2 separate regions of the Mus musculus genome follow, and region 2 is linked to region 1. A link is a loop called in an ENCODE intact Hi-C map of the cell type or tissue named here. Cell type or tissue: heart. All regions are shown on one strand.

Region 1 (8,000 bases):
CCAGTTCCAGAAGCACCTTTTATGAAGTACATGACCACAGCATCTGGCGGGGTGGGGGATAGCAGGGAGAGGTGAAGGCTAATGTAATGCTTAATCCAAGGCAACCGCTCAGAGAAGTTTACAGCCGAGAAGACAAGTCCAGTGTGAACCTGCGTCCGCAGAGAATACATGCTTCACAGAGTACATGTCCTACAAAATATGTGCCTGTTAGAGAGTATGAATCCCCTGGTGGGCTTATCTATCCTCCCTGCCCTAGATCTCCTGCTGCCTGCTGCTGACTGCCGGCATCTAAGCATTCTTTCACTTCTACCTAAACTATCAATCTTGTCACCGGTGCGGATGCCTGAGATGTGCAGCTATCATGGCAGGCTTTGCCCTTTGTACTGGAAGGTCTCCTATGGGAGCTTGGACAGCTGCATCTCAGGGCTCTGGCTAGATGTGGCCATGCAGAAACCAGGCTGACCTTTCTAGGCACACCCCTTCCACATCCAGGCACACCCCTTCCACATCCATGTAGGCTGCCTACATGGACTTGAGTTTTCTTTCTGCTTGCTGGCCAGATGGGGTCTGCAGGCACGGTACCTAGGGCACTCAAAGAGTATAAAAGGGCCGATGATCTACTGTAGCCGTGAATGGAAGACCTGAACACCAGTCTTTTGCACTGAACTAGATAGAAGTTGTGACCAGAAGTAAATCAAGGACTTCTTCACTTTATGTCTTAGGATATTCATTTATCAATTTATCCGTCCATCTACCCATGTACCCATCTACCTCACCTCTCATCTGCTGACACCCTCATTTCCTCCCCAGATGTTTTGTAAGCGGCTGCTGTAAGCTAGGCCTGGGTGGGAGCTTGCTCAGCAACAGTGTGTGGTTAAGAACAGGAATACTCCAGTCCATATCCCTGTGCTGGGTGTGGGACCCACTGTGAACTAAGGAGGCTGTCTATGGGTGCCTGTGTACAGTCTTTATAGCATTTGGACTGCAGTGCCCCTTGCCCCCTGACCTGGTGTATCTATAGACTCCTGCTTCTGCCTTTCCATCTCATCCCCATTCCTCCTCCCCCTAACTTTCTCTCCTTCCTCCTCCCTCTGCTTCCTCCCTTCTTTCTTATCTCCTAGGTTTTCCCACCAGAGTCTTCATCCAACACATGCCCCTCCCCACCCCTGCCCACTGGTCTAGTCTCAGTTGTGGCAGACAAACACTTGCAAAGATGGAGGAGAGATGGGGCGTGAGGAATGGCTTGGTGCTAGAGCACCTACCTCTTCCCCCTTTCCTCGGCTGGTCCCTTCTCTGCTTTCTTTCTCTTGGAGGGACAAGTTGGATGATGCTATCTAGCACCGAGCCGCCCTGCTGTTTCATTCCCCCATCTCCCTCTGTAATTGCTTCTCTGCCCTAGCTCAGACCAAGCCAGACATGGGGAGCAGGGCAAGCTAATGAGTTGAGTGAAGAACCTGTTGGTTGTGGGAGGTGCCTGGGTACCAGTAACCCCCAGGGCTTAGAAATCTCCACTCTGTGATTGCACTGTCTCCATGTTCTTTTGGCTGCCTGTCCTTGCTGGTCATAGGTAAGCAAGGCTTTCATAATAAGCAAGAGAGAGAAGAATGCTGAGCAGAGCTTGGTGGCCGCATTCTGCACTTGTAATCTTTGCTAAGAAAATACCTCTTTGAGCCAGTTGGGGGAGCTAGTCTGTCCAGTGGAGCCAGAAAGACTCAAGAGCCCATCTGGCTTGGTGAACTTGTGAACCGGGCCAACATCTCTCTCTTTGGCAGAGGTTGGGGCCAGGCCGGGGCTCTGCCCACAGATGTAGATCTGTGGAAGGGCAGTCTGGACGTCATCCAGAGTTTGAGGAATGAATGGGAGCTGTTTATTTTGTGGTTCACATGAGGCGACTCCACAAGCGCATCCCATAAGGGACTTTCTTATGTTCTGGGATGGGTCTTATCATGTTGTGATATGCAAGGTGTCTTAGATAGCACACTCTAGCTCTGTAGCTATCTGTTAACAGCAGCACGTGAACATACGTGAGAAGAGGGTGTCCTCTGCAGAGTGCCAGGGATCCCCATGCAGGGCTGCTTATAGTAGTTCCCTTTACTTGTTTATATATATTTTCTTTTAAGATTTCCTTTGAGAAATGAATGCACTGGGAGGGGGCACTGTTTAGGGATAAAGGGACAATGTAGGTGCCACCAAAGGCTGTAACTCAGTTTTTGACCTGAGCTCATTTGGGGAAGGGGGAGGAAAGAGCTGATGATCTAGCTATGGAATCAGAGGGCAGAGACTCAGCCTCTTGGTTCAAAGGCCAGGGGTGGCAGAAACATCTGTGAAGTCCCAGGTGCTCCAGGAACCTGCCATTCCGGGTGTGGCCACAGCCCCAGTTAGTGGTCCTGGCCATGCAACACTGTGCCCTGTGAGCCAGGTGCTTCACTTAGCCATCCCTGCCCTAGGATAAGAGCCTGGAGTGCATTGCCCAAAGCCTGATGGTGGGTGTCTCTCCTGGAGCTGGCAGTGGCATAAAGATTCTTCTAATGGATGACTTTTGAGATGCCACCGTGCATAAATGTGGAAAAGTTGTTTTGGTTTGATCACTGTGTCGGAAGGATTTCTCTGCGTAGCTCAAGCTGTCATCTCCATGGCTCACTGTGAGGCCCTTTATCTTGTGAATATTTGTGCATTACTTGGTGACAACCTCATAAATACTGTTGAAGGATGGAGGCCTCCCTCTGAAAAGTCCTTCTAGCTGTGGCAGACGGTACCAGCCTAACACTACAGGGTGAGAAACGGAACTTAGTGCAGGCTGGGGAGGCTCGGTGCTGAGTTTGAGGAGCAAGCTCGCCACAGCCGTAGGACAGGGAGGCTTCTGGGGCAGGTGTAGAAGAGGCTCAGGCTGCACAGCTCTTGGTGTGACAGGCGTGATGGCTAATACTGGTTGTCATCATGATTGGATCCAGAACCAACTAAGAGACATTGCTGCGGGTGAGTCTGTGAGGCCATTTGGGGGCAGGATTAAAGAAGGGGATGGGGAAGACTCTCTCTGTGAGATGCATGGTGTCCTAGATAGCACACTCCAGCTCTGCAGCTAGTTGTTAACAGCATCATGGGCACATAAATGGGAAGAGGGTATCCTTTACTGAGCACCGGGGGTCCCCTCGTTGTTTATATAAGCTCTCTTACCTGTTTATATAGGCTTTCTTTTAAGTCTCCCCTTGAAAAAAGGAATCCAGGGATCAGGGAGAGAAGGTGGCTAGGGATAGAGGGACACAGGGGACCCCATCAAAGGCTGCAACCCATTTTTGACCTGAGCTCATTTGGGGCAGGGGGTGTGGACGGTTGAAAATCTGCAGGAGGGGCAGAAGGAGGAGACTCAGCCTGTGTTTCAAAGGCTAGATGGAATGGGCATGCCTGTAGGCAGTACCTTCCCTCTGCAGAATGCTGCTGAGGGAAAGCAGCATTCGTTTGCCTGCCTTGCTGGTGACCTGCCTTGCGGGTGAATGCATCTACATTGCTGCCGTCAAGCAGCTGCTGCTTGTGCTCACTGACACTAGAACTCAGTCTACTTGGCTTTCTGATGTCATCTTGGAGACCAGCAGCTCTCTAGAAATCCTCCCCGTCTTCAGCACTAAGTTGAGACCATGCCCTAGCCTCATGGACTGGGCAACCACGGAGTTCTCATCCTCTGCAGCATGCAGTTGGCCATTGCTGGACTACCCAGGACCCATTGTGTAAGTCAATCCAACGAGTCCCCTTTATACTGTATATGTCTTTTGTCGGTTCGGCTTCTTTAGAACAACTTGGCTAACACAGCAGGAAAAAGTCCAGGCTACATGCTAATGGCTAGGCACCTCCAAGACACATCAGCACAGAGGGGAAGCAGGGATAGGAAGAGAGTGAGCACTGGCCTGGTGACCTAGTGTGAGAGGCATCTGGAAGTTCAGGTACAGAGCCGGTGTCACCCTGGGCACACCCAGGCATCAGGCCCAGAAGTACAGAGCTATGCTGCACTGTGCTGACACAAGGTGGGGCTGGAGCTTTGCATGCCTGCTTCTGCACAATGTTGGCCATAAACTGTGGAAGTGATTCCTCCTGCTGTTCCCGTTTTCTACGTGAATAAACCGAAGACCGAAGATACTAAGAAGGCTTCCTCAAGGACAGAATTTGAATTCATATCCTGTCCACCCAAATACTGGCAAGTATGTATCATGCTGTGCTGAGCCGTGTAGTGATGGGTGGTGTTATGCCCTATAGCATGGTGAGGAACTGAATTTCACGTCCTCGTAGACTACATCACACAGTGCTTTGCTGTTCCATATTGCTTTGTATGGTCCTACATTATATTGTGGTTTTCTTTTAGGTGTATGTATATGTGTGCATGTGTATGTGGGAGTGCATGCATGTGTGTGTGTGCATATGGCCAGCACATATGAGTGTAGGTGCCTGTAGAAACCAGAGGCATTGGATTTCCTGGAGCTATAGTTATAGGCAGTTGTGAGACATTCAACATGGGCACTGGGAACTGAACTCAGGTCCTCTGGCAGAGCAGTGAGTGCTCTTAACCATTGAGCCATCTCTTCAACCCCTGCCTGGCTATTAAATGTGATTTTTGTGATTGAACTAAAAATCTCTTGCTTGCAAGGAAAGTACTTCACTCTACTTAGTCTACTGTATTGTCCCCATTGGCGAATCCACGAGAATTGGAAATTCATCTAAGTCACCAACCTCGTAGGCACCCCAGCTCAGCTTCACAGCACACAGTCATGTGTAGATTGTTTTCCTTTGGTGACAACTGGGCTGGTTGGGAACTATGGCTCATTGCTGCCACCCAGTGGCTCACCAAGTCTTGTGACCACATGTCACAATCCCCTAGAGAGTTGAGAATTCAAAAATTGGAGTCTTGTGGTTATGTATATCACATTTACACTATCATAAAATGAAAATATTGTGCATCGAATCACTATGATGGTGTTGTCAACTTAATAGAATATAGAATCATTGGAGAGATTGGTGGTTTTGCTAGTATTTTTATCACAGCAACAAGAAAAGGAACTAAGACAGGCAACATGTGTCTAATATGATATTGTGTTGCACTGTCCTGTGTGTGTGTGTGTGTAGAAGAGAGAGAGAGAGAGAGAGAGAGACAGAGACAGGGACAGAGAGACAGAGAGACAGAGAGAGACAGAAAGACACAGAGATACACAGAGAGAGGTTCATGTGTATGCAGGTGTGTGTATGCGTGTGTGTGTGTGGGTGCCCAATGCACATGTGACTGCATGAATGTGGGGTTAGTCCTTCAGATGCTATCCACTCCATTTGTAGCATGTGTCTCTTTGTGTGTATCTGTGTGTATATGTGTGTGTGTGTGTTTGTGTGTGTGTGTGTCTGTGAGAGGAGGGGGCAGAGACAGAGACACAGAGAGAGGCTCATATGTATGCAGGTGTGTGTGTGTATCTTAGTTAGGGTTTTACTGCTGTGAACAGACACCATGACCAAGGCAACTCTTATAAAGACAACATTTAATTGGGCCTGGCTTACAGGTTCAGAGGTTCAGTCCGTTATCATCAAGGTGGGAGCATGGCAGCATCCAGGCAGGCATGGTGCAGGCAGAACTGAGAGTTCTACGTCTTCATCTGCAGGCTGCTAGTGAAAGACTCACTTCTAGGCAACTAGGAAAGAGGTCTTAAACCCGACGCCCACAGTGACACACCTATTCCAACAAGGCCACACCTCTTAATAGTGTCTCCCCACCCACATGCCAAGCATATACAAACCATCACAATGTATGTTGGGGGTGTTATGCATGCATGTGTGCCTGCATGAATATGTGGATAGTCCAACAGATGCTATCCACCTCATTCATGCATGTATGTGTGTGTACATGAGAGAGAGTGAGACAGAGACAGAGACAGAGACAGAGACAGAGAGAGACTCATTAGCCTGGAGCTCACCTGTTTGACATCTGACTGGCTGATGAGCTCCAGGGATCCACCAGTCCCGAGGATACAAGCAAGGTGAGCATTTCATTGGCTAAACTATGCCCCCAGCCCTGTTCCACTTATTACACTGTAGTATATTGTTCTGTATTGCTTCTCATGATATGATCTGAAGATACATCCAATATATGTCAAAGGTAATGTTCCAGTGATGGTCCAGCCTTATTCTATGAAATGGAAAAAAAAACCAGACACACTGTATTATTATGGATCATTGACGCATGCTATTTTTTAAGGTCTATGAGGTGTCTTCTCACACTTAGTCAAGTCTCAGTAACAGGATCAGGCCTCTAGGGGAGGGTCTGTCCGACCTCAGCCTCTCAGAAGGTAAGGCTCCTAGGAGCACTGTGGTTCTAGGATGTGCTTTGTGTCACCTGATATAATCAACTTTCCCACTGATAGACTTTCTGCAATTACTGACTGCTGAACTTGGAAATTTCTGGCAGTCAGACTTCTGAAATAAAATGATTCACAGGGGCTAGAGAGCAACAGCTTTGTAGCAAAGTGCTTGCTTAGCATGCAGCAGGCCCCACAGTAAATATCTTCTGATAAAATGGCATTTGTCTTACTTTTTGGTTGTGTGATAAAATCCTTTTCTCCAGGGTTTAGTTCGGTTCACAGTGCAAGAGTACAGTCAGTCATGACAGGGCAGTCAAGGTGGGTGCCCGAAGTTGCTGATCGCTTCACAGCTCCAGTCAGGAAACAGAAAGATGAATGCATGCTGCTGCTCACTTCCTCTTACATTTACATGGTCCAGGCTCTCAGCCTGGGAATGGTGACATCCACAGTGGGCAAGTCTTCCCACATTAATGAATGAAATAACAATAAACTCTCCACAGACATTCCTAGAAGATCTTTTGTTAGGTGAGTTTAATGTCTGTCAGGTTATCAATTCTATCTATCTATCTATCTATCTATCTATCTATCTATCTATCTATCTATCTATCTTGTCTTAGTTGGGGTTTTACTGCTGTCAACAGACACCATGACCAAGGCAACTCTTATAAGGACAACATTTAATTGGGGCTGGCTTAAGGGTAAGAGGTTCAGTCCATTATCATCAAGACAGGAAGCATGGGAGCATCCAGGCAGGCATAGTGCAGGAGGAGCTGAGAATCTACATCTTCATCTGAAGGCTGATAGCAGAATACTGTCTTCCAGGAAGCTAGGACAAAGCCCACACACACAGTGACACACCTACTCCAACAAGGCCACACCTTTTAATAGTACCACTCCCTGAGCTGAGCATATACAAATCATCATATACATATAAATAATTTTCTTATTTATTCACTTTACATTCTACTCACTGCTCCCATCCCAGTCACTCCTCCCACAATTTCCCCCCTCTCTTTCCTCTTCTCCTCTGAGATGGGTGGGGCTCCTCTGGTTTTCCCCACCCTGGCGCTTCAAGCCTCTGCAGGGATAGGCGCTTCCTCTCCCACTGAGGCCAGACAAGGCAGCCCAGCAAGAAGAACATATTCCACATACAGGCAACAGCTTTTGGGATAGCCCCAGTTCCAGTTGTTTGGGATCCACATGAATGTCAAGCTGTACATTTTCTATGTAAGAGTGGGGAGGCCTGGTATTAAAAACCAAGACATCATGAATTTTGGAGGCAAATGGATAGAACTTGAGAATATCATCCTGAGTGAGGTAACCCAGTCCCAAAAGGACATGCATGGTATGTACTCACTTATAAGTGTATATTAGCCATAAAATACTCCACAGACCCAAAGAAGCTAAATAAGAAGGAAGAAGGCCCAAGCAAGGATGCTTGAATCTCACATAGAAGGGGGAACAAAATAGTCATAAGAGGCAGGTGGAGGAAGGGAACTGGGAAAGAGAGGGTATGGGGGATTCACTGTCAGGTGTGGGGAAGGACAGGAGAGACGGCCAGATGGCCATGAGAATGAATGGAAATCTGCAATGGACGGGGGTGAGAAGGTGGGGGCATCTCCAGGATGAGATAAATGATACATTTACTCTTTGAAAATTTCAGCATGTATACAA
Region 2 (8,000 bases), 260 kb before region 1:
TTCTTAATTAGCATATCCCATTGCGTGTATTTCTGAGGTACCATGCAATGTTGACATGTATACACACTGTATAATATTCAAAGCTGGGCAACCATGTTCACCTCCACAAATCCATTTCTATTGTGATGGTCCATCTAATTTTAGAACATTTTTCATCACACCCTAAAGGAACCCCATCCCCTTCCCCCAGCTCTCGGCAGCCACCACTACTACTTTGTGTCCCTACGGATTTGCCTATTGTGGATATTTCATATAAATGGAATTTCATAGCAAATGATCTCTTGTGAATATTTCCCTCCAGGCAGCTTGATGTTTTAAAGATTCATGTATGTCACATTTATCAATGTTTCATTCCTTTGTATAGATGAATAATATTTCATTATATGGACATACCACACGACACCTATTCAAGAGCTGGTGGGTATTTGAGTGGCTTCCACTTCTGACTACTACACATCATGCTGCTATGAACACACACATACAGTTTCTGTGTGAATGTATGCTTTTTTTTTTTTTTTTTTTTGGATTTATAGCGAAGGGTGGAATTGCTGGGCCAGATGGTAATTCAGTGCATTTTCAGGAATACCTAAACCATTTTCTAAATCACTGGCAATGCTGTGAGTGCTCACCAGTAGGGTGTACAGATCTCACTTCTTCGCATCCTCACCAATACTTATCCTTGCTCTCCTAATGGGTAGAAGGCTATCTCATGATGCTGGAGGGTTTGAGATACACTTACAGTTATGTGCCTTCTTGTGTGTTTGTAACCACCCGAAGAAGCATCAAATCTTTGCCCCATTTTAATGTGAATGTTGGTCTTCTTCGTTAAGATATAGGGATTTTCTAACTTTGGGGTACTACGCTCATGAGAAAAAAATATTATGCAAACATTTTATTTCAATGTTATATATGTATATATGTATGTATATACATCTTTGTCAGTGGTGTCCCCTGGAGCTCCCTAGCTTGTGTCCTCTAACATGTGGCTCAGCATTTTACTCTAGCCAGGAGAAAAGCTCATCCACTCTACAATGCTGGGGATATGAATATCTGCTTGATCTTTCAAAGAATGCTTTTAGGTCTACTTCTTCAACACTTGGTGTGCACAATGTGTGCTTTTGTAATGGAACACTGCTCTTGGCGCATACCAACCATGACCATCTTCACCCTGGAGCAGCTGTGACTACCCTCAAGAGACCCTCTGACCTCTCACAGAAGGAGAGAAGAAAATTGTGAGATCTTGACCTGAGGTTCCATCCCTCATTGCTTCCAGGCCTCCTTGCTTCCAAGAGAGCAGTGTGTTCGGCCATAACTGCCCTCCTGGTCATGGGCAGTGCTAATAGTATATGGACTGTGGAAGTTGAGACTCCGTCTATGCAGCTTGGCAGTCAGCCTCAGGAGGAGGAAGTGTACAAATAAGGGAATAGGCCCTAATGCCAGCTTTAGTCATGCAATCTAATGATAAGCACAGAGTAATTTAGAAGTTGTCATTCATGCTGAGGTGAAACATTCTAGAGGCATAGCTGCTGTGGGGTCACCAATGAATGCTCCTATAAAGCAAGTCCAGCAAACTCATTGGCTCCTCAAGGTGGACTGTGGGAGAAATATTTTGGCCCATCAGTAATGCCCTGTCTGGGGAATGAATGGACTCTGGCCAGTCTTGCCCTTCTCCTCTACTTCCTCTGCCTTGCTGAAAACTGTTAGATGGCATTCCTAAAGCTAGCCACTAAGGTCTATCCCCTTATTTGACCACTTCCTCCTCTTTAAGCTGACTTCCAAGGTCCAGCTGTCAAGTATTGAAGTCCAGGAATCAAAATCCCCTTTGGTTCACCTAACAAACATGTCCAACCAAAACCAATTAACATGCTTGTCTTAGGGTTTCTATTCCTGGACAAAACATCATGACCAAGAAGCAAGTTGGGGAGGAAAGGGTTTATTCAGCTTACACTTCCACATTGCTGTTCATTAACAAAGGAAGTCAGGACTGGAACTCAAGCAGGTCAGGAAGCAGGAGCTGATGCAGAGGACATGGAGGGATGTTCTTTACTGGCTTGCTTCCCCTGGCTTGCTCAGCCTGCTCTCTTATAGAACCAAGACTACCAGCCCAGAGATGGTCCCACCCACAAGGGGCCCTCCCTCCTTGATCACTAATTGAGAAAATGCCTTACAGCTGGATCTCATGGAGTCATTTCCTCACCTGAAGGTCCTTTCTCTGTGATAACTCCAGCTTGTGTTGACACACAACCAGCCAGTACAATGCTCAATCAAAACAAGCCTCGACACCCTAGCCCGTCTAACACAGCCCTTCCCCTTTTCTCTTCTATAAAATGACTCCTGCTAGGTCACTGGCTGTTTTTATGCCAGTCAGAAAGCAGTGGCTTTAACCTTTCTTTCCCCTTAATAAAGTATCTCTCTCTGAAACCAGGGTGTTTGGGTGTGGCTTTTGCCTAATCTGGGTTCCAGGAGGGAGCCCCACCCCCACCCTCCACAGCGAGGGGGTGTGTCTCCTTCACGGGAAAAGTTCACATTACAGCCTTGCTTGGTCCAGCTGCTATGCTGCAGCTAGCAACACAGCAAATGAGTTCTAGGTCGATTTTGCCATAAGAGGGGTACAGGCCATGGAAGACATTCTCCTACTTTGTCTTCATATGTAATGATAAGCGCAGAGGAAAGTCATTCGGGAGGAGAGCACAGAGAAGGGCAGCCGTTCCTGAAGGGACTGGTACTGGCTCAGGACCCCCCAAGACAAAGGCAATTTATTTGCTCCAGAGGGACAGAGAGCAGGGAATAAGAGACAAAGACAGGAGATCGAGGACTAGGGAGACAGGAGAAAGGAACATGGGAGAGGGGGGAGACCTATTTATCCTGGGGGTGGGGAAGAGACACAAGGGCTAACTCTGCCTAAAGAGAAGACAGGTGTGGCCCATAGGAAAATGGCGGTTTATAAAGGTAAAAGGGGAACCCATGTTAGGATGAGGGGTTCAGGGATTTTTGTTTTGTTTTGTTGTTTGTAAACCAGACACTTCAATTATAACTTTAATATAACAACTATTATTAAAAGCAGCAATTTAAAACCAAAATCTTTTTCAAAGGTGCACAGGGTTATACCGTCAGTTGGCAGTAATGCAGCTATTATCTTGTAGGGGTGAAATGCTGCCGTGGGGAGTCCGGGGACCTGGTCAGACCTTATGCTAGCATCCCCAATGGGATGAACACCCCACCTGCCTTCCTGCTCCTCAGGCCCAGAGCTTCTGGGGCACAGCAGGGGAGGGGCAGATGTATAAATAGCCATCCTAACTCTGGCTTCCCCAGTGGCCTGGAAAACACATGTGTTGGAGGTTGCCGTGCTCACTGAAGCCAATAGGGCCTGGGAGTTGACTTTACAACTCTCCCTCTGCCAGGCCCCACTTGGGGACCTCAGTGGCGGCAGCTGTGGGTCTGACCACTGGGCCTGGTGTCCATCTTTGTATCCCTGCCTGAGCCCAGACGGGGAAGCAGAGGGAAGTGGGTACTGTGTCTAGTGAGAGGAAAGCTTCCTTTGCAAGGCACTATGGTGGCTCGGGTTTAAGGCAGGGGCCATCTAACCTACCTCAGGGATCCCCCTTAATGTTCATGGGCAGGTGAGGAGGAGTCGGACCCAGTCATAGGAAAAAGCGGCGCCTCTGATATAGTCTGCCGCCATCACGCAGTCCATCTTCCCACTCCCAGCGGAAGCCACAGCAGCAGGCAGGGAGGCCGCTCCCAGTCCGATGCCTCTGCCTCCCACCCCAAAGGTCCGATGCCTCTGCCTCCCACCCCAAAGGTGCTTCTTTCCATTTTCTGAGCTGAGCAAGTCAGTTTCTGTTTTTGCAGGCAAAATAAGGGCTCCCTGCCCACCTCCTAGTTTTGGTATCCCTCCAGACACGGCCGAGTTTGTCCATTCTAAGAATTCAATTTGTACCATCGATGACAAAGACTTCCTTTCTGAAGGGAACCAATGATTTGGGCCCTTGGAAACCCCCAGCCTGTCCCAAAAGTGATTGTCAGCTCCAGGACGAGGCAGGAGCCATGCAGGAGAAGGGGTGGTGGTGATGGGGGGGGGGGTCTTTTGTGCTTCTCTGTGGGGCCAAGGCTGGTCCACAGGCCAGAGGAGGCAGGAGTTTGGTTTTCACATTTAACTGAAGCATATATCCCTGGAAGAGGCCAAGGATGGGGGCCAGGAGGCCCTTTTGGGAATATGTGGTGGTGTTTGTATGCACAGTGTGTGGGATGGGATTTAATCTGGCCTGGTCTTCCTCCCCATCTATGTGTTTAAGAACATGTCTACGCAGCAAGGTCAGGCCCCAGTCCCTGACAACAGTGAAGGGTTGTTGCTGGGAATAGGCAAACTTCTGGGAGCCTTGGCCCTGACTCCCTTAGTCTCCCCTCCCAGCCTCAATAAAGGACCCTGATTCCAGTTCCTTCAGCAGAGACCCAGCTCATCACTCCCCAGCCTCTGGGTCCCAGGCATCGTAAACTTTCTCAGGCATCCCTACCCTCCTGGGGTGAGGGGTACTAGTGAGAAAGTAGAAGACCCCCAGGGTTCCCTTCCCTCCCTGTAGTCCCAGTGAGGACCCAGTGAAGCATGCCCAGTGAGGGAACAGATGAGCGTATGCGCATGCACGGGAGATGTGTGACCACACAAAACACCTGGAAGGGGTGAGAGGGCAGAGTGCAAAAGATGGAGAATTGGGGACAATGAAAAACAGATTCAGGCCTCAGATCAGGGGACACAGCTAGGGTACTGTCAGAGGAACCAATAAAATGTTTGAGGGGTATGGAGTGTACTCTAGACAATGGTAGAGAGCCAGTTGGGGTCTTAGAGACCCAGGTACAGCAGCATACAGGCCTAGCCCTGGCAGGAAACAGGCAGGGACCGCAGCCAGGATGTTGGTTCTCTCCACCACCCCGAGACTGGAGAAAACAGAGACCCAGACGCCTCTTCTGCCCCTCCTTTGGTTTTCAGGGAACTGGGCAGCCTCTGAGGGCTAATCATCAAGGGGTGGTCCCCTCCCATTCCAATAGGTACTGAACCTTGCCTTCTGGGGTGACCCTCCGCGCCAACACCTGACACTCTTCCCCGCAGGCCAAGCGCCCGGCTGCACAAAAGTAGTTGGTGATACACGCCTTGAGGTAGGACTGGGAGGATTCCTCTCCACTCGTGCTTTTAGGTGTGTGGCTGTCGATGCCTTCATCCTGTTGCTCAGGGCCCGCAGCTCCTTCTGCATTGTCTGAGGCGAAGTGCTTATCCAGCTCGGCCGCCCAAAGCTTTGCCCGCAGGGTCCTGGGCGCTTTGGCTGCCAGCTTTCTCCTGCCTACCGTCCATCTGTAGGAAAGGCTGGTGGAGGCAGAGCGGGAGGTGCTGGCAGCGTCCGAGGAATCCACATCTGAGAAGGTCTGGCCCGAGCTACTCTGAATTTCATCCGGTGTGAAGCCGAATATACTGGCCAGTTGGCGGGTTGTGCTCCAGGCTGAGGTGCCAGCACTTCGGGGAATAGCATCTTCCAGTGAAAACTTCGATCTTCTTCTTCTACAAGCTCGCCTTTTCTGCTGCTGGGATTCCTGAGGCAACAAAGCAGGCTTTCTCTTTCCTTTCTTCCGAAGCCGCTTGGAGGTCCCTTTGTCACTTGGCATCAGTGTCCTGTCCAGAAACTGTTTCTGGGAAGCTAGCTGTTTCTTAGAATTCAGCCTAGTACAAGATGGAGGGTCTATGAAGCTAAATGGGCCCCAAACAGTGGAAGTACTGGGAAGTACTAGGGCCCACACAACAGGTCCCTTAAGGATTTCAGAGGCGGTCCATGCCACCTGTTGGCCATCAGGCACCTAGAGGCAGCTTTAAATCATCACCCAGGGCCAACAGCTGCAGAGCGTAAAAGCCCCCCCCCCCCAATCTCTCCCTCGCCTCTGTCTCTGTCTCTCCTTCCAGCGCTCTCTCTCCATCTCTGTCTCTCTCTTTCCATTTCCTTCGTCTCCCTGTCTGTCTGCCGATAGCCTTTCACCCTCCCCTCCCCCCAAAAAGCCTTACCCTAGATCTACATAGCTAGCTTGGCAGCGTAACTTCTTAGTAAGAGTGAGAGCCAGTTGGGGTCTCAGACTCAGGTGCAGCAGCACATAGTCCTAGGCCTGGCAGAAAACAGGCAGGGGCCGCAGTCAGGATGTTGTTTCTCTCCACCACCCCGAGACTGGAGAAAACAGGGACCCAGTGGCCTCTTCTTTCCCCTCCTTTGGTTTGCAGGGAACTGGGCAGCGGTGTAATTTCATACCTTGGCACGGGCCCGCCAAAGATACCTCACCCGCATTTATTTTAGCATTTATCTTAACATCGTCCGCGTGTGTGCTTGTCTCTGATTCTCAGTCTGCAGGGGAAAGATGTGGCCCTTTATTCAGTATGTACCCATCATATGTATGTGCCTGCCACCTGGACCCTCTGATTGCTTGGGGTCCAGGTGCTTAGGGGAGCATGGTAAACTTCCACAAGGGAAAAATAAGGATCACAGAGTCATATGAGGGTGCCTGTACCTCAGAGTCTGAGTACCTAGGACGCCTGTTAGACTCTTTTAAGGAAAGAAAGGATAATGGATGCCCAGACACAGGCTCTCAGTGGGGTGTCAGCCATTTCCCTGTGTCAAAGAGAATTAGGAAGTCGGCTATGATAAGGGTGGGGAGACAGCTGCTGCTGGGGACCACTCGGGCAGCATCTGTACTGAGATCTAACACACAGGAGTTCCGGGGCCCTGCACTTAGGAGCAAGCTGGGCAGTTTGCAGGCAGTGCAAAGATGGACAAAGGTGACTTCTTGGAGGTGAGGTGCCTGAACCCTTTCTTAAACTCACACAAGCAGTAGAGAAAAACTCTCACACTCCAGTTGAAAATGCCAGCACCTGACTAATACAGATGCAGATACTCACAGCCAACCATCGACTGAGACTGAGGACTCCATTGGAAGAGCTAGGGGAAGGACTGAAGGAGCTGAAGGGAGCAGCCCCATAGGAGGAACAACAATATCAGCTAACCCAACTCCTCCGAGCTCCCAGGGCCTGCACCACCAACCAGAGCATACATGGAGGGATCCCTTGCTCTAGCTACATACTAGCAGAGGATGACCTTGTTTGGCTTCAGTGGGAGGGGAGGCCCTTGGTCCTGTGGAGAGTTGATACTCCAGTGTAGGGGGATGCTAAAGTGGTGATGTGGAAGTGGGTGGGTGGAGGAGCACCCTCATAGAGGCATAGGGGATGGGGGTAAGGAATTTGTGGAGGGAAGACCGGGAAGGGGGACAACATAAGAAATGTAAATAAATAAAATAACCAATAAAAAAATGGAGTTTAAAAATGAAGTCTATTCTGTACCATTCAAAAGATACCCCAGCTTATAAAGATTTAACAATGAGACCTATGTGTCCCCCACAAGCGTAGGAAATGAACCACTTCCACCCTGCAAGGTGGTGGTGGGGGGACACCTTCAGTCAAGGCAAACAACTCCTAGCAGCCTTCATATGAAGAGGTAGAACTCTCAGCTCCTCCTGCACCACACCTGCCTGGATGCTGCCCTGCTCACACCTTTCTTTTCTTTTTCTTTTTTTTTTCCATTTTTTATTAGGTATTTAGCTCATTTACATTTCCAATGCTATACCAAAAGTCCCCTGCTCCCACCTTTCTATTATCTCCTGATGCTGGACTGAACCTCTGAACCTGTAAGCCAAAACCAATTAAATGTTGTCCTTTATAAGACTTGCCTTGGTCATGGTGTCTCTTTACAGCATGTATGCACACACACAAGCACACACAACACATGCAAACACATATGCACACATACATGTATACACACACACACACACACACACACACACACACACCTATATATGCTCCATCCCCTGCCCTAGGCCATGCGCAGTGTGACCAGGAGGCTGGGAGCAACTGGATCCTCAGGTAAGAATCTCATGTTCTACTCTGAGCCTCTGTTCTACCAACCTAGTTAGGATGATCT

Evidence for each region. Peaks named below come from ENCODE experiments on the same cell type or tissue, not always from the same donor. Only the 100,000 strongest peaks of a DNase experiment are listed, where the experiment ranks them.
Region 2: a loop joins it to region 1, with 2.4 times the contacts of the local background. A loop is called at or near these places in 9 of 42 quality-filtered maps.

What each region holds. Positions count from the first base shown.
Region 1 is chr1:34,892,298-34,900,297 of GRCm38, forward strand. It overlaps the pseudogene Gm19430. Among named protein-coding and RNA genes, the nearest start is that of Plekhb2, 46 kb to the left of the region's middle. In heart, CTCF peaks have their summits at 1,669 (motif pointing right) and 4,822 (motif pointing left); no DNase peak of the experiment used is centred here; H3K27me3 peaks cover 1,353 bases.
Region 2 is chr1:34,630,527-34,638,526 of GRCm38, forward strand. It overlaps the pseudogene AA619741. Among named protein-coding and RNA genes, the nearest start is that of Gm38647, 32 kb to the right of the region's middle. In heart, no CTCF peak of the experiment used is centred here; no DNase peak of the experiment used is centred here; H3K27ac peaks cover 356 bases; H3K27me3 peaks cover 1,353 bases.